Linked DNA regions of Homo sapiens: region 1 is linked to region 2. Evidence: chromatin loops called from intact Hi-C (ENCODE). Cell type or tissue: ovary. All regions are shown on one strand. Links, peaks and the distances in the headings refer to the core of each region. The heading gives the core; the rest is flanking DNA. Region 1 has its middle 430 kb from the start of LRRTM1. Region 2 holds the start of LRRTM1 (leucine rich repeat transmembrane neuronal 1).

Region 1 (15,846 bases), core at 6,416-10,415, 430 kb before region 2:
TTATAGCAGAATGATTTATAATCCTTTGGGTATATACCCACTAATGGGATTGGTGGGTCATATGGTATTTCTGGTTCTAGATTCTTGAGGAATTGTCACACTGTTTTCCACAATGGTCGAAATAATTTACACTCCCACCAACAGCGTAAGTGTTCTATTTCTTCACAGCCCCACCAGCATCTGTTGTCTCCTGACTTTTTAATGATCACCATTCTGACTGACCTGAGATGGTGTCTCATTGTGGTTTTCATTTGCATTTCTCTAATGACCAGTGATGTTACCTTTTTTTCATGTGTTTCTTGGCCACATAAATGTCTTCCTTTGAGAAGTGTCTGTTCATATCCTTTGCCCACTTTTTGATGGGGTTGTTTTTTTCTTGTAAATTTAAGTTTCTTATAGATTATGGATATTAGAACTTTGTCAAATGGGTAGATTGTAAACATTTTCGCCCATTTTGGAGGTTGCCTGTTCACTCTGATGCTAGTTTATTTTGCTGTGCAGAAGCTCTTTAGTTTAATTAGATCTAATTTGTCAATTCTGGCTTCTGCTGGAATTGCTTTTGGTGTTTAAATCATAAAGTCTTTGTCCATGCCCTTTTGCTAGCCCTGAATGGTATTGCCTAGGTTTTCTTCTAGGGATTTTATGGTTTTGAATTTTACATCTCAGTCTTTAATCCATTTTGAGTTAATTTTTGTGTAAGATATAGGAAGAGGTCCAATTTCTGTTTTCTGCATATGGCTAGCCACTTTTCCCAACACCATTTATTAAATAGGGAATCCTTTCCCCATTGCTTGTTTTTGTCAGGTTTGTCAAAGATCAGATGGTCATAGATGGGTGGGGTTATTTCTGAGGCCTTTGTTCTGTTCCATTTGTCTATATATCTGTTTTGGTACCAGTACCATGCTGTTTTGGTTACTGTAGCATTGTAGTATAGTTTGAAGTCAGGTAGTGTGATGCCTCCAGCTTTGTTCTTTTTATTTAGAATTGTCTGGGCTATTCAGGTTCTTTTTTGTTCCACATGAAATTTAAAGTAGTTATTTTCTAATTCTGTGAAGAAAGTCACTGGTAGCTTGATGGGAATAGCATTGAATCTACAAATTACTTTGGGCAGTGTGGCCATTTTCACGATATTGATTCTTCCTATCCATGAGCATGGAATGTTCTTCCATTTATTTGTATCTTTTATTTCATTGAGTAGAGTGGTTCGTAGTTCTCCTTGAAGAGGTCCTTCACGTTTTATTCCTAAGTACTTTATTTTCTGCTAGCTTTTGAATTTGTTTGCTCTTGCTTCTCTAGTTCTTTAACTGTGATGTTAGGATGTCAGTTTAAGATCTTTCTAGCTTTCTGATGTGGGCATTAAGTGCTATAAATTTACCTCTTAACACTGCCTTAGCTGTGTCCCAGTGATTCTGGTACGTTGTCTCTTTGTTCTCATTGGTTTCAAATAACTTATTTATTTCTGCCTTAATTTCATTATTTACCCAGGAGTCTTTCAGGAGCAGGTTGTTTGATTTTCATGTAGTTGTTCAGTTTTGAGTGAGTTTCTGAATCCTGAGTTCTAATTTAATTGCACTGTGGTCTGAGAGACTGTTATGAATTCTGTTCTTTTGCATTTGCTGAGAAGTGTTTTACTTCCAATTATGTGGTCAATTTTAGAATAAGTGCCATGTGGTGCTAAGAAGAATGTGTATTCTGTTATTTGGGTTAAAGAGTTAGATGTCTATTAGGTCTACTAGATCCAGAGCTGAGTTCAAGTCCTGAATATCCTGTTACTTTTCTGTCTCATTGCTGTGTCTAATATTGACAGTGGGGTAGTAAAGTTTCCCACTATTATTGTCTGGGAATCTAATTCTCTTTGTAGGTTTCTAAGAACTTGTTTTATGAGTTTGGGTGCTCCTGTATTGGGTGCATATATATTTAGGATAGTTAGCTCTTCCTTGTTGCATTGATCCCTTTACCATTAATGCCCTTCTTTGTCTTTGTTGATCTTTGTTGGTTTAAAGTCTGTTTTATCAGAAACTTGGATTGCAACCCCTGCTTTTTTTTGCTTGCCATTTGCTTGGTAAATATTCTTTCATCCCTTTATTTTGAGCCTATGTGTGTGTTTGCGTGAGATGGGTCTGCTGAATACAGCACACCAGTGGGTCTTGACTATCCAATTTGCCAGTCTTTTAATTGGTGGGATTTAGCCCATTTACATTTAAGTTTAATATTGCTGTATGTGAATTTGATCCTGTCATCATGAAGCTAGCTTGTTATCTGGCACATTGGTTGATGCAGTTTCTTCACAGTGTCATTGGTCTTTACATTTTGGTGTGTTTTTGCAGTGGCTGGTACCAGTTTTTTTTCTTTCCATATTTAGTGCTCCCTTCAGGAGCTCTGGCAAGCCAGGCCTGGTGGTGACAAAGTCCCTCAGCATTTGCTTGTCTGGAAAGGATTTTATTTTTCCTTCACTTATAAAGCTTAGATTGGCTGGATATGAAATTCTGGGTTGCAAATCCTTTTCTTTTAGAATGTTGAATATTGGCCCCTACTTTCTTCTGGCTTGTAGGTTTTCTGCAGAGAGATCTGCTATTAGTCTGATGGCTTCCCTTCATAGGTGACCTGACCTTTCTCTCTGGCTGCCCTTAACATTTTTTCTTTCATTTCAACTTTGGAGAATCTGATGATTATGTGTCTGGGGTTGATTTTCTCATGGAGTATCTTAGTGGTGCTCTCTGTATTTCCCAAATTTGAATGTTGGCCTGTCTTGCTAGATTAGAGAAGTTCTCCTGGATAATATCCTAAAATGTGTTTTCCAACTTGATTCCATTCTCCCCATCACTATCAGGTACACCAATCAATTGTAGGTTTGATCTTTTCACATAGTCCCATAATTCTTAGAGGCTTTGTTCATTCCTTTTCATGCTTTTTTCTCTAATCTTGTTTTCATGCCTTATTTCAGCAAGGTGGTCTCCAATCTCTGATATTTTTTCTTCCTCTTGATCAATTCAGCTATTGCTACTTGTGTATGCTTCACGAAGTTCTCATGCTGTGTTTTTCAGCTCCATCAGGTCATTTATATTCCTCTCTAAACTGATTATTCTAGTTAGCAGTTCTTGTAACCTTTTATCAAGATTCTTAGCTTCCTTGAGTTGGGTTAGACATCCTCCTTTAGCTCAGAGGAGTTTGTTATTATCCACCTTCTGAAGCCTACTTTTGTCAATTCATCAATCTCATTCTCTGTCTAGCTTTTTGCCCTTGCCGGAGAGGAGTTGTAATCATTTGGGGGAGAAGAGGCATTCTGGCTTTTGGAATTTTCAGCGTTTTTGCACTGTTTTTTTCTCATCTTCGTGGATTTATCTACCTTTGGTCTTTGAGGCTGATGACCTTTTGATGGGGTTTTTGTGTAGGGGTCTTTTTTGTTGATGTTGTTGTTGCTTTCTGCTTGTTAGTTTTCTTCTAACAGTAAGACCCCCCTTGTGCAGGTCTGCTGCAGTGTGCTGGAGGTCCACTTCAGACCCTGTTGACCTGGGTATCACCAGTGGTGGCTGTAGAACAGCGAAGATTGCTGACTGCTCCTTCTTCAAGAAGCTTTGTCCCAGAGGGGCACTGGCCTGATGGAAACCAGATGGCCTGATGGCATCTCTCCTGTATGAGATGCCTGTTGACCCCTTTTGGGAGGTCTGTCCTGTCAGGAGCCACAGGGGTCAGAGACCCACTTGAGGAGGCAGTCTGTCCCTTTGCAGAGCTGGTGCACTGTGCTGAGAGAATCCCCCTTGTCAGGATCAGTGGCTCTCTTCAGAGCTGGCAGGCAGGAAAGGTTAAGTTTACTGAAGCTGCACCCACAGCCACCCCTCCCCCCAGGTGCTCTGTACCAGGGAGATGAGAGTTTTATCTGTAAGCCCCTGCCTAGGGCTGCTGCATTTCCTTCAGAGATGCCCTGCCCAGTGAGGGGGAACTTAGAGAAGAAGTCAGGCCACAGCTGCATTGCCTTGCTGTTGGTTTCAGTAGATTTATTTAGCTTACTGTTAAATACTTACTGTGGTGAATTCTGCTGTTGGTTTCAGGTAGATTTATTTAACTTACTGGTAAATACTTACCGTGGTGAATTCCGCCCAGTCCAAACCTCCCAGTCTCCTAAGCACTGTCAAGGGAAAACCGCCTTCTAAAGCCTCTGTCATGGTGGATGCCCCTCCCCTGACCAAGCTGGATCTTCTCAGGTAGACTCCAGACTGCTGTACTGGCAGTGAGAATTTCAAGCCAGTGGTTCTTGGTTGGCTGGGCTCCATGGGAGTGGGACCTGCTGAGTGAGACCACTTGGCTCCTTGGCTTCAGTCCCCTTTCCAGGGGAGTGAACAGTTCTCCTGTGTTACTGGGGTTACAGGCACCACTGGGGTACAAAAAAATCTCCTGCAGCTAGCTCAGTGTTTGCCCAAATAGCCACCCAGTTTTGTGCTTGAAACCCAGGGCCCTGGTGGTGTAGGCTTATGAGGGAATCTCCTGATCTGAGGATTGCAAAAATCTGTGGGAAATGCCTAGTACCAGGGTGAGTAGCACAGTCCCTCATGGCTTCCCTTGGCTGGGGGAGGGAGGTCCCTGGCTCCTTGCACTTCCCAGGTGAAGCAACACCCCACCGTACTTCTGCTCACTCTCTGTGGGTTGCACCCACTGCCTAACCAATGAGATAAACTGGATACCTCAGTTGGAAATGCAGAAATCACCCACCTTCCGTGTTGGTCTCACTGGGAGCTGCAAACTGGAACTATTTCTATTCAGCCATCTTGGCCCCTCCCTGATAAGATCAGTATTAAGTTCTTTAAATGAATTTTTAAGATGTAATTCTTATAGCAATCCTATAAGGGTAGTTATGCCCAACGCCACATAGCAAATATCTGAGCTATGATATAAATCCAGGCAGTCTGAATTGAAAGTTTATATTTCTAACCACTAATTTTTTAAATATGTCATAGGTCAAAATCTAATGTAATTACCATGCTAGAAAATACTCCCTTAAATAGGAGCTACAACTATGCAACTGCCCAATGGGTTCATTTTGCCCACTATTCACATGGAGCCAATTCATCAAGACAGGGGAATTGCAATAGAGAAATAGTTTAATTCATTCAGAGCTGGCTAAGCAGACCAGCTTTTATTATTACTGAAATCAGCCTCCCCCAAAATTTGGAGGCTAGAGTTGTTCAAGGATTGTTTGGTAGGCCAGGGAATTGGTGTTGCTGAGTGGTTGAGGATGCTAGAGTAGTGGAAAATGGTCCTTGTGTGGGCTGAGTCCACTGTTGAGTGGGGCACAGAAATGGTTGTTGGATCCAGCTGGAGCCATCAGTGGTCAGAAATGCAAAAATCTGAAAAGATATTTCCACTTTTACATTCTATAATAGTGATTTTATCTGTAGGAGTAATTAGGGAAGTTGCAAATCTTGTGACCTCTAGAATAATGTCTGGTTATCATTCCACCTAGTCCTTAGCAGAATTCAGGCACCTTCCATACTCTTAACCTAGGGCATTTTCTTAGCTTTACAAAAGTGGTTAAGTTTTTGGGAAGGGCTATTATAATTTAAACTATAAACTAAATGTCTCACAAAACTAGCTTTACCCAAGCCCAAGAATGTTTAAGGGCAGTTTGGCAATTCAAGGCAAGATGGGAGTTGGTTAGATTAGACCTCTTTCACTATCATAATTTTTTCACTGTTATAACTTTTGCAAAGTTGGTTTCAAGTAGATTTATTTAACTTACAAAATGAACTTCCTATTTACCTTATGTAGCTTCCTAGGTTAACCTCACTAATAAACTTTGGTGTTATTTTTCCTATTTAATTTTACTGTTGTCCTTCTTCTTTTGCATACCACTGTTTGTCTTGGTAAAGACATCAATTTGAAGATAGAAATGTCAAAAAAAAAACTCTCAAGCTATAAACAGAACAGAATATAACATGCATATTATTGAGAGGATTTTGAATTCTTAGAAGCAGAACTTATTAGAGAAACACATTGTGTCAACATACCATTCATATTGATCTCAATAAATTCAAAAAAATCTCCACTAGAGTTTCTCCTTTGAGTTAAAATATTATTTACATAAAGGGAATTACAACCTGAGAATTTCCACTCTATTATACCTGGGTAGATGCTGATGCCTTTTTAGAAAAAAAAAAAATAAAGTTTTTTTTTTTGTCTTTTGGTTTTTAATTTATTTAATTTTTCTGGGTACATAGTAGGTATATACATTTATGGGGTACATAAGATATTTTGATACAGGCATACAATGCAGAATTATCACATCACAGAGAATGGGGTATCCTTCACCTCAAGCATTTAACCTTTGTGTTACAAGCAATTCATTACACTCTTTTACTTATTTTAAAATGTACAATTAAGTTATTGACTGTAGTCATTCTGCTGTGTTACCAAATAGTAGGGCTTATTAACACTTTTAATTACCTTTTTTGGTACCCATTAGCCATCCCCACCTTCTCCCCCCAACCCCCATCCTCTGGTAACAATCCTTCCATACTCTATATCCCATCGTCCATTGTGTATATGCACCAATGGATACCATTGTACCAATAGTATTTCATTGTGTATATGTACCAATGGATATCAATGGATCAATGAATAAAGAAAATGGATAAAATATTTACACATTCGTCTGTTGATGGACACTTGGGTTGCTTCCAAATCTTGGCTATTGTGAACAGTGCTGCAACAAACACGGGAGTGCAAATATCTCTTCAATATACTGATTTCCTTTCTTTTGGGTATATACCCAGCAGTGGAATTGCTGAGTCATACGGTAGCTCAATTTTTAGTTTTTTTGAGGAACCTCCGAACTGTTCTCCCTAGTGGTTTTATTAACTTACATACCCAACAACAGTGTAAGAGTGTTCCCTTTTCTCCACACCTACACTAGCATTCGTTATTGCCTATATTTTGGATATAAGCCATTTTAGCTGGGGTAACATGTCTTATTGTAGTTTTTATTTGCATTTCTCTGATGACTCATGATGTTGAGCACCTTTTCCTATGTGTGTTTGCCATTTGTGTCTTTTGCGAAATGTCTATTCAAAAATTTTGCCCATTTCTTGATCAGACTGTTAGATTTTTTTCCTATAGAGTTGTTTGAGTTCCTTATATATTCTGGTTGTTAACTTCTTCTTAGATGGGCAGTTTGCAAATATTTTCTTCCATTCTGTGGGTTGTCTCTTCACTTTGATTATTTCCTTTGCTGTGCAGAAGCTTTTTAACTAGATGTGATCCCATTTTTCCATTTTTGTTTTGGTGGCCTGGCTGGTGGGGTATTGCTCCAGAAATTTTTGCACAGACCAACGTCCTGGAGAGCTTCCCCAATGTTTTTTGTTTGTTTGTTTGTTTGTTTGTTTGTTTGTTTTGAGACAGAGTCTCGCTCTGTTGCCCAGGCTGGAGTGCAGTGGCACGATCTCAGCTCACTGCAAGCTCCGCCTCCCGGGTTCATGCCATTCTCCTGCCTCAGCCTCCCAAGTAGCTGAGACTACAGGTGCCCACCACCACGCCTGGCTAATTTTTTGTATATTTAGTAGAGACGAGGTTTCACCATGTTGGCCAGGATGGTCTCAATCTCTTGACCTCATGATCCACCCACCTCGGCCTCCCAACATGCTGGGATACAGGTGTGAGCCACCTCGCACGGCCCCCCAAAGTTTTCTTATAGTAGTTTTATGGTTTGAGATCTTAGATTTAAATCTTTAATCCATTTTGATTTGATTTTTGTATATAGTGACAGAGAGGGGTCTAGTTTCATTCTTCTGCATATGAATATCCAGTTTTCTTAGCACCATTTATTGAAGAGACTACCTTTTCCTCAGTGTTAAGTTCTTACAAACTTTGTCAAAAATGAGTTCACTGTAGATGTTTAGATTTATTTCTGGGTTATCTATTTTGTTCTGTTGGTCTATGTGTCTGTTTTTATCCCTGTACCATGTATTTTTGCTTATTGTAGTTCTGTAGTGTAATTGGAAGTCATGTAATGTAATTCCTCCAATTTTGTTCTTCTTGATTAGTATAGCTTGGGCTATTATAGGTCTCTTGTGGGTCTGTATACATTTTAAGATAATTTTTTCTATTTCTGTGAAGAATGTCACTGGTTCATTGGTATTTTCATAGGTATTGCATTGAAACTGCAGATTTCTTTGGGTAGTGTGAACATTTTAACAATATTGATTCAATCCATGAATATGGAATATTTTTCCTTTTTGTTTCCTCTTGAATTTCTTTCATCAGTGTTTTCTAGTTTTTATCATAGAGATCTTTCCCTTCCTTCATTGATTTCTAAATATTTTATTTACAGCTATAATAAATGGGATTGCTTTTTAAATTTTCTTTTCAGATTGTTCACAGTTGACATATAGAAATGCTACTGATTTTTGTAGGTTAATTTTGTATCCTGCAACTTTAAAAAATTTATTTAGAAGTTCCCATGGTTTCTTTATGGAGTCTTTAGGTTTTCCCAAATATAAGATTATATCATCTGCAAACAAGGATGATTTGACTTCTTCCACTTCAATTTGGATGTCCTTTATTTCTTTCTCTTCTCTCACTGCTGTAGCTAGGACTTCCACTACTATGTTTAAAAACGGTGGTGAAAGTGGGCATTCTTTTCATGTTCCAGATCTTAGAGGAAAGGATTTCAGTTTTTCCTCATTCAGTATGATATTAGCTTTGGGTCTGTTGTATATGACTTTTATTATGTTGAGGTATGTTTCTTCTATACCCAGTTTTTTGAGGGTATGCAGTATGAAGGCATGTTGAATTTTATCCAATGCTTTTTCAGCATCAATTGAAGTGATTATGTAATTTTTTACATTTCATTCTGTTGATATGATGTATCACATTGCTTGATTTGCATATGTTAAACCATCCTTGCATATCAGGGATAAATCCCACTTGGTCATGATGAATGATCTTTCTAATGTATTGTTGAATTTGGTTTGTGATATGGTTTGGCTGTGTCCCCACCAAAATCTCACCTTGAATTTCCAAGTGTTGTAGGAGGGAACAAGTTGGGGGTAGTTGAATCATAGGGGCAGGTTTTTCTCATGTTGTACTCATTATAGTGAATCAGTCTCCCGAGATCTGATGGTTTTTTAAGGGTGAGTTTCCCTGGGCAATCTCTCTTTTTGCCTGCTGCCATCCATGTAAGATGTACTTGCTACTCCTTGCCTTCCTCCATGATTGTGAGGCCACCCAAGCCACGTGTAACTGCAAGTCCATTAAACCTCTTTTTATTCCCAGTCTCAGGTATGTCTTTATCAACAGCATGAAAACAGACTAATACAGTAAATTGGTACTAGTAGAGTGGGGCACTGCTGACAAGATACCCTAAAATGTGGAAGCAACTTTAGAACTGGGTAACAGGAAGAGGCTGGAACAGTTTGGAGGGCTCAGAAGAGGACAGGAAAATGTGGGAAGGTTTGGAACTCTCTAGAGACTTGAGAGTGCCTTTGACAAAAATGTCTTTATCAGCAGTGTGAAAATGGACTAATACGGTTTGCTAGTATTTTGCTGAAGATTTTTGCATCAAAAATGGACATTTTAACAATATTGATTATTCTAATCCATGAACATGGAATATTTTTCCATTTTTTGGTGTTCTCTTCAATTTCTTTAATCAGTGTCTTATAGTTTTTATTATAGAATCTATATTTCTCAGGGATATTTGTCTGTGGTTTTCTTTTTTGATGTGTCTTTGTCTGGTTTTGTTATCAGGGTAATACTGGCTTTGTAGAATGAGTTTGAAAGTAGTTCCTCTTCCTCTATTCAGAATTTGAGTTTGAATAGGATTGGTATTATTCCTTCCTTAAATGTTTGGTAGAATTCAGCAGTGAAGCTGTTGGGTCTTGGGCTTTTCTTTACTGGAAGATTTTTATTATTGTTTTAATCTTGTTACTTGTTATTGGTCTGTTCAGGTTTTGGATTTCTTCCTGGTTCAATCTTGGTAGGTTGGATGTGTCTAGGTATTTGTCCCATTTCTTCTAGATTTTCCAATTTATTGGCATATAGTTGCTCATAGTAGCCAGTAATGAGTCTTTGAATTTCTTCAGTATCACTTGTAATGTCTTTTTTTCTGATTTTATTCATTAGTATCTTCTGTATGGTTTTCTTAGTCTGGCTAAAGGTTTGTCAATTTTTGTTTATTCTTGCAAAACACCAACTTTTTGTTTCATTGATCTTTTGTATTGTTTTCTTTATTTCAATTTCATTGACTTCTGCTCTGATCTGTATTGTTTCTTCTAATTTTCAGGTTGGTTTACTCCTGATTTTTTAGTTCTTTAGCATACCTCATTGGATTGTTTATTTGAAGCTTTTTTTTTAAATATAGGCACTTATAGCTATAAACTTTCCTCTTAGTAGTGCTTTTACTGTATCCCATAGGTTTTGGTATGTTGTTTTCCCATTACAATTTGTTTCAAAAAATTTCCTTCTTGATTTCTTCATTGACCCTGCTGGTGAATCAGGAGCACATTGTTTAATTTCCGTGTATTTGTATAGTTTTCAAAATCCATCTTGTTAATTTCTTGTATTCTATTGTGATCAGAGAAGATGCTTGATATTATTTCAGTTTTTCTGAATGTTTTTAGATTTGTTTTGTGACCTTGTCTATCCTTGAGAATGACCCATGTGCTGAGGAAAAGAATGTGTAATCTGCAACCATTGGATTAAGTATTCTGTAAATATTTATTAGATCCATTTGGTCTATAGTGCAGTTAAGTCTGATGTTTCTTCATTGCTTTTCTACTTGGAAAATCTGTCCAATGCTGAAAGTGTTGTCTTGAAGTCTCCAGCTATTATTGTATTGGGGCCTTTCTCTTTAGCTCTAATAATATTGCTTTATGTATCTGGATGGTCCACTGTTGGGTGCATGTATATTTAAAATTGTTATATCCTCTTGCTGAATTGATCCCTTTAACATTATATCGTGACTTCCTTGTTTCTACTTATAGTTTTTATCTTGAAATCTATTTGTCTCATATATGTATAGCTACTCTTGCTTTTCTGGTTTCACTTGCAAGGAATATCTTTCTGTATCCTTTTATTTTCTATGTGACTCTTTAGGTGAAGTGTGTTCCTTGTAAGCAACAGATCAATGGGTCTTTTTTTGCTCATCCATTCAGCCACTCTGCCTTTTGACTGGAGAGTTTACTCTATTTACATTCAATTTTATTATTAAATAATGACTTGCTCCTACCATTTTCTTATTTATTTTTCTGATGGTTTTGTTTTCTACCTTTTTTCTTCCTGTCTTCTTTTAGTGAAGGTGATTTTTTTTTACTTGTGATTAAAAAAAAGAATAAAAAATGAAAACTAAAATAAAAAATGTTTCTTGCTTTTAATTTTATGTCTCTCTTGTAAGTTTTTTGAGTCGGAGATTATCATGAGGTTTGCAAATATTATCTTATAACCCATTATTTTAACCTGATAACAACTTAACCTTATTTGCATAAACAAACAAAAAGAAAACAAATAAAAACTCTGCACCTTACTTTTGTTCCCAGGCTTTTAAACTTTTTGTTTTTTTCTATTTATGTCTTATTGTGCTATCAATGTCTTAAAATGTTGTTGTAGTTATTTTTTAGTGGTTCATTGCTTATTCTTCCTACTTAAGATAAAAGTAATTACACATCACAGTTATCATTTTATAAAATTCTGTGTTTTTCTGTGTACTCACTACTACCAATGAATTTTTTACCTTCGGGTGATTACTTGTCACTCATTCACGTTCTTTTCCTTTTGATTGAAGTACCCCATTTAGCATTTCTTGTAGGACAGGTATGGTATTAATGAAATACTTCAGCTTTTTTTTGTCAGGAAAGTCTTTATTTCTCCTTCATGCTTGATGCATATTTTTGGCAGATATACTATTCTAGGGTAAAAGTTTTTATCCTTCAGCACTTTCAATGTGTCATGCCACTTTCTCCTGGCCTATAAGGTTTTCACTGAAAATTCTGCTGCCAGGCATATTTGAACTCCATTGCATGTTATTTGCTTCTTTTCTGTTACTGCTTTTAGAGTCCTTTCTTTATCCTTGATCTTTGGGAGGTTGATTATTAAATGCCTTGAGGTAGTCTTCTTTAGGTTAAATCTGCTTGGTGTTCTATAACCTTCTTGTACTTGGATATTGATATCTTTCTCTAGGTTTGGGAAGTTCTTTGTTATTATTCCTTTGAATAAATGCTCTACCTTGATCTCTCTCTCTCCCTACCTCTAAGGCTAAGGCTAATCATCTTGGATCTGTTTTTTTTGTTTTGTTTTGTTTTGTTTTTTTTTTTTGAGACTATTTTCTAGGTCCTGTAGGCATGTTTCATTGTTTTTTTATTCTTTTTTCTTTTGTATCCTCTGACTACATATTTTCAAATGCCTGCCTTCAAGCTCACTAATTCTTTCTTCTGCTTGATCAGTTCTACTATTAAAAGACTATGATGCATTTTTCAGTATACTAATTAGATTTTTCAGCTCCAGAATTTCTGTTTGATTCTATTTAATTATTTCAATTTACTTGTTAAATTTATCTGATGGAACTTTGAGTTTCTTCTCTGTGTTCTCCTGTATTTATTTGAGTTTCCTCAACACAGTTATTTTGAATTCTCTACCTGAAATGTCACATATCTCAGTTTTTCCAGGATTGGTCCCTGGTGTCTTATTCAGTTCATTTGGTGAGGTCATATTTTCCTGGATGGTGCTGGCGCTGGTAGGTGTTATTCAGTGTCAAGGCATTGAATAGTTAGATAGTTACTGTAGTCTTCACTCTCTGGGCTTGTTTGTGCCCGTCCTTATTGAGAAGGCTTTGCAGATATTCGAAAGGACTTAGGTGTTGTGATCTAAACTGTATCTGCCTTAGGGGGCACCTCAAGCCCAGTAACAATGTGATTCTTGCAGATTTATAGAAGTACTGCCTTGACAGTCTTGGACAATATCTGGGAGAATTCTCTGGATTACCAGACAGATACTTGTTCTCTTCCCTTAGTTTCTCCCAAACAAACAGTTCCTTTCTCTGTTCTGAGCCACCTAAATCTGGAAGTAGATTGACACAAGCATGCCTGTGGTCACCACCACTATGACTGTGGTGGGTCAGACCTGAAGCCAGCACAGCACTGGGTCTTGCCCATGGCTAGCTGTTACCACTCCCTGGCTACTGCCTATGTTTGTTCAAGGCCCTGAGGGTCTACAGTCAGCACTTGGCAAGGCCAGCCAGGCCTATGTTCTTCTATTTAAGTTGGTGAGTTCCCACAGGCCCTAAGTGGGTCCAGAGGTGCTGTCCAGGATGCAGGCACTAGTATCAAAACCTTAGAAGTCTACCTAGTGTTCTGTTCTACTGTGGCTGAGCTGGCACTTAAACCACAGTCATTTCTACTCTTCCATTCTCTTTCCAAATGCAGAGGAAACTTACCCCATAGCCACCACTATCACAGGCCATGGGGAGTACTGCCAGACTACCACTGATATTTCTTTAAGGCCCAAGAACTCTTAAGTCAGCTATGGTGAATGCTGCCTGGCCTGGGATTCGCCCTTTAGGGGAGTGGGCTTGCCTCTGGCCTGGGGCAGGTCCAGAAATGCCAGTTAAGAGGCAAGTTCTGGATTCAGGGACCCTAGGAGCCCACTTGGTGCTCTACCCTCCTGTGTCCATGATGGTACCAGAAGCCAGCAAGTCTCAGAGGTTCACCCAAGGTCCTCAATATAGTACCTGGGTATTGTTGCTGGTTATTCAGGGCTGAAGGGCTCTTCAGTTGGCATTTGATGAATGCTGCCAGGACTGGGTCCTTCCCTTCAAGGAAAAGCATTCTCTTCTGGCCCAGGGTGTGTCTAGAAATGTAATCTGTTAGCTAGAACCTGGAACAGAGGCCTCACAACTCTGACCATGCCCTATCCTGCTGTGGCTGAGCTGGTATCCAAGATACAAGAGAAGATTCTCCCCATTCTTCCTTCTCCTCTCCTCAAGCTGAAAGAAGGGGTCTCTCTTGAAGCTGTGAGCTGTACAGCCTGGAGTTAGGGGAGGGAGTTAGAGAGTCACTACTTTCTTAGTCACCCCAGCTGGCATCTTAGTATATTGTGTGTACTGCTCCTGTCCACTGTCTTTGGGTCCAGCTCAGCACCAGAACTTACCTAAGAGTTGCAGTCGTTATGGCCCAGACTGCCTTTCAAGTTTACTTAGAAACCCAGAGCACTTTAGCCCTCAGTGATGAGGTTTGTGGGAACTTAGGTTTGGACCACTGGGATCTGTGGTTCCCCTCTAGCTAGGGCTGCTTTAAATGCTACCTCCATGGGTGGGCATCAACTGACTTTGTTCTGATTTTTGTTTCTACACTAGCAGGACAGCACTGAGTTCAATGCCTCACAAATGCTGTGCTCTTCTTACCTCAGTACCCAGAGACACTTTCCACACTAGGCAGCTGCTGCTGGGTGGGGGGTGGGGGGGATGTAGGGGAGGGGTGGTGTCAGCTATTCCAGGCTATTTTTTTCTGTCTCTTTAGTGCCTCTTTCAGTGAAACAATGTTAAAACCAGATTATATGAGGGTTCACCTGATTTTTTGTTTTATGAGGTGTTTCTTCTGTATAGACAGTTGTTAAGTTGGTGTCCTTGCAGGAATTGGGGGGTGGGGATGACTGGTGGAGATTTCCGTTCTACCATTTTGCTCTGCCTACATCCTCTGAAGACTTTTTTATACTTTACTTTTGCACAAACATCAATACAATTGCTTTCTAATATCCTCCTAAAATATATCAACTTCTTTCCCTGGCTTTCAAAGCAATCTCCAAATAGATCCCATCTACATCTCTAAACTTGTTTTTTTCTAAACCAGCTACTCTATATGTGTTTATTTTCTTATCATCCGAGTATAAATCTCTGCCTTTTCTGCATTTTCCAACATGTTGGGGTACCTCCTCTGGGCTCTCTCTCTTCACTACCATGTAGACCTCTACCCAAAGAACAATAGAATTCTCCATTGAAACATACCCGTCCCTATCCCTTTTCTTAAACTTCATCACGAATCTATTAAAACATTTATCATTTTGCCAGTACAGTTTTTTCCTAAATTATATTATCTTCAATTTTTGTATGTAAGTACTGTCTTCTTAATTAGATTATTATTTCCATAAAATTAGGAAGTTTTCCGCTTTCTTTTCTATGTTTTCAACCTAGACCTGTCCTGGGTGACAAGTTTACTACTCACTTAATATCAAATGGTCATGAATTTGAATTCTGGCTTCTGTAAATTCAGCTATTTGAGCTTGAATAAGCTGTCTTATAAGCCTCAGTCCTCACCTGTATCAGAATGATGAGCATATTTTTTTTCAAAATATTGTTATAAGTACCCTTAAATCAAGAATATTGTCGTCTGGTTCACTACTGCATACTAGCACACACAAAATATAGTACTTGAAAAACAGGGATTGATAAATATTTAAATAAATGTAAAGATAATGTAAAATGATATTTATCAAGTTTATAACTGGCACAAAGAAACTCAATAAATGCCCAAACCTTAGAATTATTCATTTGTCAATTGGCTTTATGAATGAGCTTAGCTGAGGATCAGTGATTGAAACATTTTTTTTCACTGTACTGGGGATAACAACAGCTTCCTTGCTGAACATCACAAGACGTTTGGAAGATGAGAACAGTCATGGGGCTCACAAGAAAGGTGCTAGCAAGGTCATCAAAATGCTGTACCAATAAGAGATGTGACTTATCTATAAAGATGATGTGTAGATCTCAATGTCAAGTGTCACCTCACCTCATAGAACTCATGATTTATGAGATTTTCACATTCAAAAAAATATTTAACAACTTATTTTAAGTCCTTGGAGTTTTGTCCT
Region 2 (15,846 bases), core at 6,087-10,086:
GCAAGCATTCAAACTAGTTAATAAACTCAATTCAATGAGAGTGTTTACAAACCCAGAACTACGCAGACTGCACTAAGAGAAGAGAAAACATATTTACTAGTGCTATGTGGCAATTCTCATGTCTCTATATCTGGTCTCTCACATCTGATCTTCTTCTCCCTTTAAAGGTAGATATTAGAAGGTCTAAAACACAGAGAAAGTAATATGTCTGTTCTTAGAGAGTTTCATTTTATCTGTGAGGACAAAATTTCCAACATCTGTAAAATTCTATAAAACAAGATAATTAAGTGTCAAGGAATATCAGAGACAGAGCAGACAGAACTTACTATAGAATTAAATTGGTTCTGTTAAATATATTGAACCCCAAGTTTCTCTTCACAAAATCAGTACGTCAGTAGGTTCAGCTCTCTTATTCTTTGATTCTCCATTTTAAAGTTTAACTTCCTGGTTCTCTTTGCCCACTTGCTTCTAGTTTCAGTAAACAACTTTCCCACTAGTCCTAATCAGTAGTTCACATCTGTTCCCCTGGTCATCTGCTCTGTCCTGACTCATTCTGGTCACCTGCTTTGACCTGAGTCACCCTTGGTCACCTGCTCTGACCTAAGTCACTTTTAGTTACCTGTTTCTAACCGTTGTCCCCACCAACTACTCACCCCGCTACTCTGGCTCATACCCCCGCCCTCTTTAAATAGCCCATCAGAATTAGCTTAGACTGTGCGGTCCAACCCTAGCCAATAGGGGAACCACACAGCAGTAGGGGCTACCTGCGTAAGGAGTAAGAACTCCTGCCCCTCCTCTGTCCAGGTGTGCTCTGGCCATTGTTCCATCTGCGATGAGCACCCTTTCTGAAGAAAGTAAAAACTGCCTTGCTGAGAGAATCAAATTTATGTTCGAATGCTATTTCTTTGTGGCAATGAGGAACAAGCATTTCTAACAGTTCCTTTATTTATGGCTAGGATGAGAAGGTGAAATTTGCTAATAGCAAGTAGAAGAACTGTAGTTGTCTAGGTATCCCCCATAATTGATAAAATTATGACATAAAACAGGTTCCTGCACCAGCATTCTTCTATAATGCTTGAAATCTGAACCTTGGAATGTCTTGGTAAAGTGATAGCCAGTTTAAAGTCAAATGCAATATAAACTGCAATTAAATAAGTTTTCAAAACTGTTCTGGTTTAGTGTTAATAGAAATCCCAAATAAATGGCTGAAACCATGAAAAACAAGATTTCTTACAACTGAGATTGTGAGACTGAGATTTCTTATGAGAGTGAAACAGGAACAACAGAACAAAGCCTTGTGCATTTCACAAATGCATTTAAATACTTTTACCCTCGTAGAGCATTTTAAGTAATGCTGGATTAATCCATTTTCAGATATTAATGGCTTTGTGAAAATAATTTGGCTGGCCAGCTACTTAATAAGATGCAGGAATTAAGTCCACGTAAACTCCCAGAAGGAATCTTGAAGGCCCCAAGCCAGCCCTCTTTCTGAAGTGGGAATTGCCTTCATAGGATGGAATGAGGAAATGGGTGTGAAGAGGAAGAATGATTCCAAGGCATAATAAACAAAGGCAGACAGAAATACAGGTCGGGGCCCCAGCCAGATGAAGGAGAGGGGCCCCAAAACATGTTTTAATTTATGGTATCATGGGGGTTTCTCAAGGCAAAGAGAAAGCAGCAAAGCAACTATTGAGGATGAAAAGTGTGAAATCTTTCAGGATGACAATTTGGCATTATGTATTAATAGTTTTTTTAAAATCCTCATCCTTTGAACACCAATTCCACTTCTAGAATAAACATTTAAAGGCATGGGCGCCCATATATTCAAAGGTATAAGGATATTAATCACAGTAAATTTTATAATGACTAAAAACCAGAAACAACCTAATTAATAAATAAGAGCAGACAAATTCTGAAAGAATGTATACCCAAAACTTAATAGTTCATCTCTGGTGATTGAATTTTAGGTGACTTCATGTTCATTTAATTTTTGTCACTTCTGTGTTTCTCTATTTACATTTTTTTTTTTTTTTTTTGAGATGGAGTCTCGCACTGTCACCCAGGCTGGAGTGCAGTAGCGCGATCTCAGATCACTGCAACATCCGCCTCCCGGGTTCAAGTGATTCTCCTGCCTCAGCTTCCCAAGTAGCTGGGATTACAGGCGCCCGTCACCAGGCCCAGCTAATTTTTTGTATTTTCAGTAGAGACAGGGTTTCATCATGTTGGTCAGGCTGGTCTAGAACTCCTGACCTCAAGTGATCCACCCGCCTCGGCCTCCCAAAGTACATTTTTTATAATAAAGTATTCATGAGAAATACACACATGCCATAGTAGCAGATTGGCAGTGATAAGAAAACTGAGGAGTAATGTAAGCAAACTCTGTTAACATCAAAGCTTTTCCCAGAAAGACAACCCTAATGCACCTCCAACTTACCTCCCCTCACTTGTCCCTGCTGTCTTGACTCTTCCAAAATTGTATGTGTGAAGGGGCAACATGTTGGGCTGCCCCATGGGATCAATTACCATGCAACTCTGCCTGCCTTGGAAGACTGCAATCAAAGTCTTATGCCAGATGTCAGAATACCATTATCTCCTAGGATAATATGGGAATAAACCAGCTGAAAGATACCTAAAGCTAGCACCTATGAAGGCTCTACACTGCCTGCTGTACCAATTACAAAATCAAACTTTAAGAGCCCTGCTAAGTGCTCAGGCCTGTGGTACACATAGACTTTCCATTCTAAGTGTTTAAAATCTAATAGGAGAGAAAACACATTATTCAGAAAGTTTTATTTTTTTGGACCCAATTCCACTAGCAAGGGTGGGCAATCACTTAACATTTCTGTCCCTTTAGCTTCTCAATTACAAAACTAGGGAATCAATGATATCTGGGTTTTTATTTCAGGTTAAAATTTGTGAATGTTCCAATAATGCATCTCAAAATTTAATTACCTGGGGCTAATGGTTAAATGCAGATTTGATTCCATGGGTCTGGGGAGAGGCCTGAGAATCTACATTTCTAATAAGCTCCAAGGTTTGTGGTCTCAGGCCTACACTTTTGAGTGGCCAAACTCTATTAGAGTTTGTTCATTTAATCTTTGTGACTTCTGTGTTTCTCTATTTACATTTTTTTTTTTTTGAGATGTGGTAGCTGGGTGTGGTGGCGGGCGCCTGTAATCCCAGCTACTTGGGAGGCTGAGGCAGGATAATCACTTGAACCCGGGAGAAGGAGGTTGCAGTGACCCGAGATCATGCCACTGCACTCCAGCCTGGGTGACCGTGCGAGACTCCGTCTCAAAAACAAAAAAAAATGTAAATAGAGAAACACAGAAGTGACAAAAATTAAATGAACAAACTCTATAGAGTTTACATGATTTCATTTAATTACCCCAAGTATCCTCTGAGATAGCCATCCTTAGCCCTATTTCACTGACCAAGAAGTGACTTGTATAGGGTTATACCGATTAAAAAGTGGCAAAGCAGAAATCCCAACAAGGTCTTTTTATTCTTTATCTCCAAGATGTTTAATGTCCCTTTCAGTTTTAAAATACTATCATTAGAAATTATTGCCACACTCATATAAAGTGAACAGGACCACAAGATTGATAAAAGTAAGCTGCTAATGGAGTTCAGAAGAAGAAAAAGGGATTGCTTTATAGAGGGCAGGGGCCTCGGAGTCAGTTAAGAAATCATAGAGGAGATTTGCCATCAACCTTGAAGGATAGTTAAAATGAAGGTAAGCAAAGATGGAGAGAATATAAAAACATAGGTAAGCATAACATGGCATAATCAGAGCACCAGTATGTTCTCTACACCAGTATAGAGAAAACCTGTGGAGAGGGAGGACAGGCCTCATGAACTGGCATTTCTTTCTTTTCTTTCTCTCTCTCTCTCTCTTTTTTTTCTTTTTTCCTTTTTCTGAGACAGAGTCTCACTCTGTTGTCCAGGCTGGAATGCAGTGGCGTGATCTCGGCTCACTGCAACCTCCACCTCCCAGGTTCAAGTGATTCTCCTGCCTCAGCCTCCTGAGTAGCTGGGATTACAGGCACCCACCACCACGCCTGGCTAATTTTTGTAGTTTTAGTAGAGAGGGGGTTTCACAGGTTTCACCATGTTGGCCAGGCTGGCCTCAAACTCCTGACCTCAGATGATCTGCCCACCTCAGCCTCCCAAAGTGCTGGGATTACAGGCATGAGTCACCATGCCCAGGAGAACTTGCATTTCTATTTATTATTATTAATTCATTTATTATTTCTTTTATTATTTATTCTCATCATTTACATCATTCATAGAGCATGGCAGTTAGTTTCTTATTGCTATCCATGTTACCACGTTGCTTTAAGAGTTGGACAAAGTTTGATAAGTAGAATGACCTCAATTTCTAATTTGTTTCTCCTAAGTGGATCTCCTGAGAGCAGCCTTGGGGCCCCCACCCTCAGCCTCTCCATGCACCTTTTGAGCATTCTGTAAAATGCCAGCTGTATGGTATGTGCCCACAGAAACAACAAAGTTAATTCTCTCTTTTTGAAATTGTGACTCCCACTCTCCGCCAATTCTTCTAAAGGTTTCCTTTTAAAGAAAAGCCATGGTTCGCTGCCACTGAAAATTAAAGACAACAGCATAAAGATCAAGGTCCAGGCTGGTGCTAGCGATGACAGAACATTAAAATAATCACTCAAATTTCCTTCCTTGAACATTGACAAAGATTGCTAATGGAAAGCCAATCCCCAGAATGCAGATTCATTTCAGACTTTCTGCACTTGCACCTCTGTGTTCACAAATTATTTTGACTAAAATGAACAAATTGGAAGTGTTGAGATAAAACAGAAGTAATGACATACCAAAAAAAAAATTGTATGTTACTCCCCCACTCCACTTCACAACATAGAGTACCACGAAAAACAGGAGGGCTCATTAGGCAAAGGCTAATTTACAAGGTTGAAGAGAGAAGGAATTAATCGACTCTTCCCTCCGTCAAGCTATACTTCTGGCCTCTCTAACTACAACGAATTTGCTCCATGAGCTTCTCTCTTCTACCTCCCCTTAGTTCCAGATTATGTTTGGCCATCAGATTCATAACTCATATAACCCAGACTTCCTTCCCATTTGCTGAATCCATATTTTCAAGATTCTTATCATTTCTTACCCCAAACTGGAGGTCTGGCCTCAGTGCCCAATCACATGTTGGCATGATGGCTTGGGATGGTATTCTTGATGCCCAACTATTAGTACTAGACTTGCAGCTATAGCGGTTCAGCTAGATGAGCTCAGGTTCCTTCCCCTGACAAACATGGAAAATGTCAAGGGTATTTTCAAAGCATATAAAGCATCTCTTATCCAATATACAACATTTGAAGAAGAAGTTTGCCAACAGAAATCTATGGTCACCCGGGAAGAAGAGATTGATCCAGTACATGCAATAGCTACATTGTAACCTGGTGAATCAGATATTTTCAAAAGACAGGTACAGACATATGAGAGAATAAGCAGGAGGAAAGAAAAAAAACTTCAGGTGAGCTTTTTTTTTCTTTTTTTCCTTTTTTAGTTCATTGGACACTTACAGGCATGAAATTAAAACTCATGAAAAACAGCCATATCGACTTGCTGTGGTGACTCAAAAGTTGTCGTTTCTCGATTCAACTTTGCTGAAACACTCGATTCATGTTGTTCTTATTTAACCTAATTTGCATTGATTTAATCAGTGCTGGTATGCTTTAAATACATAATAAATTGGGATTCTGCAACTTAGATGACTTAGAATAGCTAAATTTCAATAAAGCTCATTTCAATCTGTTAATGTATACGGTTCTGCCAAGGGGTTTAAAACTGTAGAAAAGATGCAAACTTGCCACATTAGAGGTGGGAAAGGCTTAAAGATACCATATAGATGAAATGATTTGCAGGATAATAATGCAAAAAGCAATATATAGAAAATATATATTTATATATAATATATATATATAATTTATTTATTTTAATTACAGCCTAGGAGCATCTTGTAAGTTTTGAGTAGCACACTTAGAAGAAAACTCACATATAAATCAGTGAATTTAATTTTATTCCCTTTCTTTCTTGCCAACACTCAACTCTTCTGCCTCTCTGCACCAGCTCTACAAATCAAGTGACATCCAAAGTGGGACCTCTTCTTGCCCATTTGGCAGCCTCTGTCACCACTTTGCCAAGCAGCCAGCATTAGGAGGATTTTTTTTTTTCCTAGCAACCCTAGGGATTGGGTGGTGTGTACTCACAGTACTCGCTGAATGGCTGGCCGCTGTTTAACCCTGCGGGTGCCTCCTCAACACCCCTCCCCCACCTCCCAACCCTTTAGAGTTTATGGCTCCATCAGCTGGCCTGCTGTCACGAATAATTGTCTTGGCAAGAGGTGAAACCACTTGATGGTGAATTTGTTTGTCTGTCTGTTAAAGTGTTCCGCAGCACCTTGGAGGTGCCAGGATGAAACATGCAAATGCCTGATCCAGAGTTAGGTAGGCAGCAAGAGTGACAGAGAGGCAATCATCAAGAATGGCAAATTAAGAAAGAAAGAAAGAGAGAGAGAGAAAGAAAGAAAGAAAGAAAGAAAGAAAGAAAGAAAGAAAGAAAGAAAGAAAAGAAAAGAAAAGAAAAGAAAAGAAAGAAAGAAAGAAAAAACCATCTGTGCCAGTTGCAAGCTGTATGACCTTGGATAAACCATGATGTCTCTTGGCCTCAGTTTAGTCACGTGCAAAATTAAGGGGGTTGATTTTCTAATGTCTCTTCTAACTCCTAAGACAGCATGTGATGTCTAGGACATTTCAGATTTGTGTTCCTTCCAATTAAATGATACATCTCAGAGATGAATGACCAGGGCAGAGCTCAGATGAATACAAAATGGAATGATTCATGCCCCTGTTCATATGACTTTTCCTGAAAAGTACCACCAGTCTTTGGTGACTTTGATTCCATTGGTTGGCCTCTTCAGCTTAGATGCTAAGGACCAATCCAGTTACTTGTCCAGTCTATCTACCCTGGCTCTGGTAATCCACCCTCATTCCTATCAAAGTAAGTGCCACTACATATAATGCCTACTGATTTTGACTTCCTTAGAGGCAGAAACGATGGGAATTCAAACAGTGGAGCTGGAGACTCACATTTGACTCTCCCTACCATCTCCCTGGGCATCTTTGTCAAGAAGGAAGGCTTGCCCACACTCACTTCCCGCAGGCTTTCTCAGCCATCTTGGAGGACTTTGTTTAAACAGATGACCAACTGACCCTCCCCAGGGCAGACCCTCTACAGACCAGTAGGCACAAGGTGTGTGTGTGGGGAGGTGGGGGGAGAGCTCATTGTAAGGACTCCTATCTATAAATGATTATGAATAGAAATAATGAGGCAAAGGCTTCTCGTCATACTCAGAGGAAAAAGTGGCACAACTTAGTGCAGTCTCAAAGATTAATTAGGATGTGTGTATGGAGACGGGTAGGCTTCATTATGGCTTAAACTATCACGTCCCTACACATTCACACTCTCTTGGAGTGGGGTGCACTGCAGGGCCCAGTAATCACCATGAACAGCACAAGTCAGGGTAAGCCCTCCCCATGTCAGACAGTACAATCGTTCTTTAATCCACTCTGTACCCCATATGTATCTGTGGAGCCTGATGAAGCCCCGGAGGGATCTCAGTCAAGTCTCCCTGCACACAGACATACCTTTTTGCCACACTGGATCTCACACCACCGGGACTTGGATGGCTTCCCAAACTAGGTGGGTTTGGAAAGCATTTCCCCTCTCCACCTCAAAAAAGGGCTGGCTGACTGCAGAATTCCAGTACCCGCAAGAGGGGGAAAAAACCCCAAAAATCTTAGCCAAGCCCCAAATCATTGCCTTCCTGTGTCTTCTCTCAAGTTGCTTTTCTAAAGCAAAGGTCCAAACGTTGATTTCTCTACAGATTCCTACGTATCTCTTACACGTAGACAGTTTTAAAGGGGAAAAGAATATATCCCCAAAAGGCAAGGGGGAGAGCACAGAACATTTCAGTTTCCCACTTGGAAATATCTTGTCGTGGATGATGCTACCCCTACCTCCACCTCCCTCCCCCCTCCTTTTTTTTTTTTTTTTTTTTTTTGAAATATGGACAAAAAAGCTGAAAGTGTTTTCCGTTTCATCAAAAAACATATATTACTTTAGTGGTTCGGTAAAATGTTGGTTTTATGCCCACCCCTTTTCAATCTGCCCATGTCTGAGGTGCTCGGGGAAGACGCACAATCGTGAGCAGCTTACGACACTCAGTGAGCAGTAGGTGCCTGTGCAAGCTCGCGCCGCACACTGCCTGGTGGAGGGAAGGAGCCCGGGCGCCGCTCGCCGCTCCCCGCGCCGCCGTCCGCACCTCCCCACCGCCCGCCGCCCGCCGCCCGCCGCCCGCAAAGCATGAGTGAGCCCGCTCTCTGCAGCTGCCCGGGGCGCGAATGGCAGGCTGTTTCCGCGGAGTAAAAGGTGGCGCCGGTCAGTGGTCGTTTCCAATGACGGACATTAACCAGACTGTCAGATCCTGGGGAGTCGCGAGCCCCGAGTTTGGAGTTTTTTCCCCCCACAACGTCACAGTCCGAACTGCAGAGGGAAAGGAAGGCGGCAGGAAGGCGAAGCTCGGGCTCCGGCACGTAGTTGGGAAACTTGCGGGTCCTAGAAGTCGCCTCCCCGCCTTGCCGGCCGCCCTTGCAGCCCCGAGCCGAGCAGCAAAGTGAGACATTGTGCGCCTGCCAGATCCGCCGGCCGCGGACCGGGGCTGCCTCGGAAACACAGAGGGGTCTTCTCTCGCCCTGCATATAATTAGCCTGCACACAAAGGGAGCAGCTGAATGGAGGTTGTCACTCTCTGGAAAAGGGTGGGTAAGACACTTTTTAATTAAATTCTTTCCCGAAGATTTTTTTTTTCCTCCCTTTTCTTTGCTGCAGCATCTAACATGGACCAAATCACCATCTCTTTGATCTTTCCGTGGCTGTGAACTTTCTATGCTGCCCAGCTTTCTGCATGCTTAGAGGTGAACGTGTGGTTTTTGGGGAGGGGGGTCCTTCTTTATTTCTATGTATTTATTTGATTTTTTGCCCTTTTCTCCCCCTCCCCCGCTTCCCCTCCCTCGGAATAAAATATGATGTAGATTTCTGACCGAGCGCTTCCAATGGACATTCTCCAGTCTCTCTGGAAAGATTCTCGCTAATGGATTTCCTGCTGCTCGGTCTCTGTCTATACTGGCTGCTGAGGAGGCCCTCGGGGGTGGTCTTGTGTCTGCTGGGGGCCTGCTTTCAGATGCTGCCCGCCGCCCCCAGCGGGTGCCCGCAGCTGTGCCGGTGCGAGGGGCGGCTGCTGTACTGCGAGGCGCTCAACCTCACCGAGGCGCCCCACAACCTGTCCGGCCTGCTGGGCTTGTCCCTGCGCTACAACAGCCTCTCGGAGCTGCGCGCCGGCCAGTTCACGGGGTTAATGCAGCTCACGTGGCTCTATCTGGATCACAATCACATCTGCTCCGTGCAGGGGGACGCCTTTCAGAAACTGCGCCGAGTTAAGGAACTCACGCTGAGTTCCAACCAGATCACCCAACTGCCCAACACCACCTTCCGGCCCATGCCCAACCTGCGCAGCGTGGACCTCTCGTACAACAAGCTGCAGGCGCTCGCGCCCGACCTCTTCCACGGGCTGCGGAAGCTCACCACGCTGCATATGCGGGCCAACGCCATCCAGTTTGTGCCCGTGCGCATCTTCCAGGACTGCCGCAGCCTCAAGTTTCTCGACATCGGATACAATCAGCTCAAGAGTCTGGCGCGCAACTCTTTCGCCGGCTTGTTTAAGCTCACCGAGCTGCACCTCGAGCACAACGACTTGGTCAAGGTGAACTTCGCCCACTTCCCGCGCCTCATCTCCCTGCACTCGCTCTGCCTGCGGAGGAACAAGGTGGCCATTGTGGTCAGCTCGCTGGACTGGGTTTGGAACCTGGAGAAAATGGACTTGTCGGGCAACGAGATCGAGTACATGGAGCCCCATGTGTTCGAGACCGTGCCGCACCTGCAGTCCCTGCAGCTGGACTCCAACCGCCTCACCTACATCGAGCCCCGGATCCTCAACTCTTGGAAGTCCCTGACAAGCATCACCCTGGCCGGGAACCTGTGGGATTGCGGGCGCAACGTGTGTGCCCTAGCCTCGTGGCTCAACAACTTCCAGGGGCGCTACGATGGCAACTTGCAGTGCGCCAGCCCGGAGTACGCACAGGGCGAGGACGTCCTGGACGCCGTGTACGCCTTCCACCTGTGCGAGGATGGGGCCGAGCCCACCAGCGGCCACCTGCTCTCGGCCGTCACCAACCGCAGTGATCTGGGGCCCCCTGCCAGCTCGGCCACCACGCTCGCGGACGGCGGGGAGGGGCAGCACGACGGCACATTCGAGCCTGCCACCGTGGCTCTTCCAGGCGGCGAGCACGCCGAGAACGCCGTGCAGATCCACAAGGTGGTCACGGGCACCATGGCCCTCATCTTCTCCTTCCTCATCGTGGTCCTGGTGCTCTACGTGTCCTGGAAGTGTTTCCCAGCCAGCCTCAGGCAGCTCAGACAGTGCTTTGTCACGCAGCGCAGGAAGCAAAAGCAGAAACAGACCATGCATCAGATGGCTGCCATGTCTGCCCAGGAATACTACGTTGATTACAAACCGAACCACATTGAGGGAGCCCTGGTGATCATCAACGAGTATGGCTCGTGTACCTGCCACCAGCAGCCCGCGAGGGAATGCGAGGTGTGATTGTCCCAGTGGCTCTCAACCCATGCGCTACCAAATACGCCTGGGCAGCCGGGACGGGCCGGCGGGCACCAGGCTGGGGTCTCCTTGTCTGTGCTCTGATATGCTCCTTGACTGAAACTTTAAGGGGATCTCTCCCAGAGACTTGACATTTTAGCTTTATTGTGTCTTAAAAACAAAAGCGAATTAAAACACAACAAAAAACCCCACCCCACAACCTTCAGGACAGTCTATCTTAAATTTCATATGAGAACTCCTTCCTCCCTTTGAAGATCTGTCCATATTCAGGAATCTGAGAGTGTAAAAAAGGTACCAATCATTGATTTTTTTTTTTTTTGTAAACTAAAATGTTTAAAATAAAATAGCATTTACAGTTTTTACAGACTGGTGTAACCTAAATGAATTGTTACCTGTGTTACAAGAAAAGCAACAGTTAAAATTTCCTTGGTGGGTGGGGAGGGAGTTGTCCAGGGGCCAGAAGGAAAATCCAGGAGCAACGTAGTCAGATTCAATTTGAAATTTTAAAGAAGGGCAAAGAAAGCTTATCAGATTAATGATTTATGTTAATTTACTCCACATGTGTAAGGACTAGAAAAAGAAAAACTGCAAGACCCTTTATATTACTGGGGCAGGGACAGTGCAATCTAACCACCTTCAGGCAACTGAGAGGTGGACTGAGGACTGGGCACCCTTACTCAGCCTTTAAAGCAGAGAGCATTGCAAATGGTTTTTAAAAAGCAATGCCAGACAGTTTCTCCTAGGAACACGAAACATTTTTGCACTTAATGTAACCATCTTTCAAATCACCTCAAAATCTCATCCCCAAATGCCACCTGTTCTTAATTCTCCTGAGTCTTTGATTCACCAGACTTAGTAGCATTTGTGCCCTTCTTGTACCCCCTGTTAAAGGGAGCCCCTCAGCTCACTGCTCTCTTTGGTCTGGCTGAGGGGAAGGAGGCAGAATCCCGATGTTTAGGGCTGAAAGCTGTGCTTCTGGAGCACATTGCTAAGACTGCAGCAAGCTTAGGCTCCCAAACAGTGACAGCACATTCCTAGTTTCTATGGGGAATGAGGAGAAAAACCTACCTTAGGATGAATGCCTGCAGGGTAATGACTTGTAGCAAGAGACTTTAGGGGCAGAGGTGACAGAGCAGTGATGGGGTGGGGAGAGTGGGAGAAGATACTCATTTGATCCTGTGTTTGCATATTTCTGAGATGGGAATAATTTGTTAACCCAGGACAGAAAAGCTGCCTCTTCTCAGATGGCCCTTTTGTGTAATGCTTGCTTTCCCTTTTTTTTTTTTCTGTGTTGAGAGTGATGATTGCTCCTTCTCACCCCTCATAGGTTTCCAGGTCCATCATTGAGATTTCAGTTTCTATTGAACTAAAGAGTGAGGAGGTGGTGGTAGTGGCAGTTGGTGGGTGCAGAGAAGGGAAGGGGAAGGCTGTGTGCATTGGACGGAGGGCTCCTTCATCAGATGACAATTTAAGCAAATGTATGATTGAAATAAACTGTCATGGATGACAGATGCTGAACCAATGTAGCCCATGTCCCTAAGTCTTTCTCTTCCCTCTCTAACGGACACTAAAGAGTTGCATCTTTCTGTTTTTATTTTTCCTTTTTTTTGAGAGAGAGAAGTCCAAATAGCAGGAAGAGGGAATGGGGGGATGGGGAACCACACACTACCATCCCCCAACATGCAAATGTCTCCAGCTACCAATCTTAGGAGGCAAAATCAGCTTTTTGAAATGCAGAATGGTATCACCAGAAGGTTTCCTTAAGCTAAGGGTTGGTGGTAGGTTTCTCTTTTACCTATGGAGAAACCAGTATGCCTAAAAATAGTATTTCTAAGAGTCTCTTTCAAGAGAAATATTTTGCAAATGTCTTTTAAGATGTTAAGCCCTGGGAGACAGCTTCTTACACACACACACACACACACACACACACACACACACACACACACACACACACCCCAACACCCCAGCTCATTTTTCCTGGCCAGGAAACTTCATCTTGCTTTATTTATAATTAAAACATGACATTATGACACACATCATGCACATGACACCCATTCAGACTATTAGTGTTCTAGAAGAGAGGTGCTTTGTTTGATAACTTTGAGGAGGGGGTTTTGAATTTAAGCATAATCATTTGGGTTTGCCTTTCTAAATAGCATACCACTCCAAGAGCAGGGGTAGCAGGAAAAAGATTCTCTCAGGGATGTGCCTTACCTAAAACCCTACTAAAGCGACCTCCTCTAGAAGACGGCATACCTTTTTTAGAAAACAAAAAATGTAGCAACTGAAGGAGGGCTCCTTGGATTCCGTGAACTTAACCATCTCATAGGAAGGCTACAGGAATCCAGCGCCCAAAGCTGCTTTGGCTTGGTGCATTAAAGAGCTGTGTGGGTGTGCTTACAGGGAAAGCTTTCAGAAGCAAAACCTTTCTGGCAAGCATCAGAACCACAAGTCCCCTCCTACCCTCTAGAAATCTGAATATTGGAAACTGTAGTTTATCTCCTATCCCCAAGACATTTTTATCTTTCACTCTTCTTGTTTCAAGGTGGCCATAAGACAGAGAGAGAATAATCGTGCTTTGTTTTATGCTACTCCTCCCACCCTGCCCATGATTAAACATCATGTATGTAGAAGATCTTAAGTCCATACGCATTTCATGAAGAACCATTGGAAAGAGGAATCTGCAATCTGGGAGCTTAAGAGCAAATGATGACCATAGAAAGCTATGTTCTTACTTTGTGTGTGTGTCTGTATGTTTCTGCGTTGTGTGTCTTTGTAGGCAAGCAAACGTTGTCTACACAAACGGGAATTTAGCTCACATCATTTCATGCCCCTGTGCCTCTAGCTCTGGAGATTGGTGGGGGGAGGTGGGGGGAAACGGCAGGAATAAGGGAAAGTGGTAGTTTTAACTAAGGTTTTGTAACACTTGAAATCTTTTCTTTCTCAAATTAATTAATCTTTAAGCTTCAAGAAACTTGCTCTGACCCCTCTAAGCAAACTACTAAGCATTTAAAAGAGAATCTAATTTTTAAAGGTGTAGCACCTTTTTTTTATTCTTCCCACAGAGGGTGCTAATCTCATTATGCTGTGCTATCTGAAAAGAACTTAAGGCCACAATTCACGTCTCGTCCTGGGCATTGTGATGGATTGACCCTCCATTTGCAGTACCTTCCCAGCTGATTAAAGTTCAGCAGTGGTATTGAGGTTTTTCGAATATTTATATAGAAAAAAAGTCTTTTCACATGACAAATGACACTCTCACACCAGTCTTAGCCCTAGTAGTTTTTTAGGTTGGACCAGAGGAAGCAGGTTAAATGAGACCTGTCCTCTGCTGCACTCAGAAAAAATAGGCAGTCCCTGATGCTCAGATCTTAGCCTTGATATTAATAGTTGAGACCACCTACCCACAATGCAGCCTATACTCCCAAGACTACAAAGTTACCATCGCAAAGGAAAGGTTATTCCAGTAAAAGGAAATAGTTTTCTCAACCATTTAAAAATATTCTTCTGAACTCATCAAAGTAGAAGAGCCCCCAACCTTTTCTCTCTGCCTTCAAGAAGGCAGACATTTGGTATGATTTAGCATCAACAACACATTTATGAGTATATGTAAGTAATCAGAGGGGCAAATGCCACTTGTTATTCCTCCCAAGTTTTCCAAGCAAGTACACACAGATCTCTGGTAGGATTAGGGGCCACTTGTGTTTCCGGCTTATTTTAGTCGACTTGTCAGCAAGTTTGATGCCTAGTCTATCTGACATGGCCCAGTAGAACAGGGCATTGATGGATCACATGAGATGGTAGAAGGAACATCATCACATACCCCTCTCACAGAGAAAATTATCAAAGAACCAGAAATTATATCTGTTTTGGAGCAAGAGTGTCATAATGTTTCAGGGTAGTCAAAATAAACATAAATTATCTCCTCTAGATGAGTGGCGATGTTGGCTGATTTGGGTCTGCCATTGACAGAATGTCAAATAAAAAGGAATTAGCTAGAATATGACCATTAAATGTGCTTCTGAAATATATTTTGAGATAGGTTTAGAATGTCAAAAAAAAGGAATTAGCTAGAATATGACCATTAAATGTGCTTCTGAAATATACACACACACTCCTACCTCTCAATCTATCTCTGTATATATAACAGCACACACACAAATATGCACACATGTGTGTGTGTGTATATATATATATAATATATAATATATAAAACCACATAGTACCACACACACACACATATATAACCACACACACACACCCATACACGCGCAGGCAGGTGACCATTATGTAACTACCTTCTAGCACTAATCATCCTAATACTTTCTTCTTCATAATCAAACTTTTATTCAGGAAAGGATCTGATAAAATCAGTGACAGTTAAGATATAAATGACTGATATGGCTGATGGTATTTTCAGGCATTAGTTAATGAGTAGGTAGACGCTTTGCAGGCTGGGGAACTTCTGGGCTCCTTATGCCACAGCAGAGTGTAACCTGCTGTCTAGTGGGAAGAGCCAGCAAATGGGAATATATTTTTTGAGAGTATTTTCCACCTCAGTATTTTTCCATTAAAGTATGCTCTACTCTGATTTTTTTGTTTTTCTGGGATTCAGGAGGCAAAATTCTTACTTCTGATTGGGCACCATCTCCTGGCCTTGCTCAACTGGACACAATTTCTGAAGACTTTTGCTTTTTTTACTCAAAGTGAAGGGCCTGGCAATTGCATTCTTACAATTTAGACAAAGATATAAATGAGATGGAGAAATACAATTTACTGAGCAGTCGCTGGTATGGTGCCTTTATCTAGATCACAATAAGTGAGGGAGGTGCTAGCAACCTTATCTTCACATGAAGAACCTGAGGCTTACAGAAGTCAGGTACATTGTGCAAAGTCACCCAGCTAGTGATTGGAAGCACTGGGATGTGCTAATTGACTTGGTGGCCTTTTCACTACACACTGTTTCTTTATTCCTTGAATGGTTGCCCCTCCACTCCTACACCTAACAAAGAGCCTAGAACTAGACTGGGAACAGGATACATGCTCAACACATTCTTGTTGAATGCCATGGGC

The links. Hi-C counts contacts between places; a loop is a spot of excess contacts. Peaks named below come from ENCODE experiments on the same cell type or tissue, not always from the same donor. Only the 100,000 strongest peaks of a DNase experiment are listed, where the experiment ranks them.
Region 1: a loop joins it to region 2, with 10 times the contacts of the local background. A loop is called at or near these places in 1 of 110 quality-filtered maps.

What each region holds. Positions count from the first base shown.
Region 1 is chr2:80,725,347-80,741,192 of GRCh38, reverse strand. No RefSeq gene overlaps it. Among named protein-coding and RNA genes, the nearest start is that of LRRTM1, 430 kb to the right of the region's middle. In ovary, for the core only: no CTCF peak of the experiment used is centred there; no DNase peak of the experiment used is centred there.
Region 2 is chr2:80,297,163-80,313,008 of GRCh38, reverse strand. All of the region lies in intron 7 of CTNNA2 (catenin alpha 2), which reads right to left. LRRTM1 (leucine rich repeat transmembrane neuronal 1) reads left to right here and starts at 8,257. Exons shown (of 2, transcript NM_178839.5): 1 at 8,257-8,857; 2 at 9,131-11,131. The coding sequence starts at 9,190. The coding sequence ends at 10,758. RefSeq lists an enhancer at 8,815-9,440. In ovary, for the core only: no CTCF peak of the experiment used is centred there; a DNase peak (open chromatin) is centred at 8,398; H3K4me3 peaks cover 843 bases.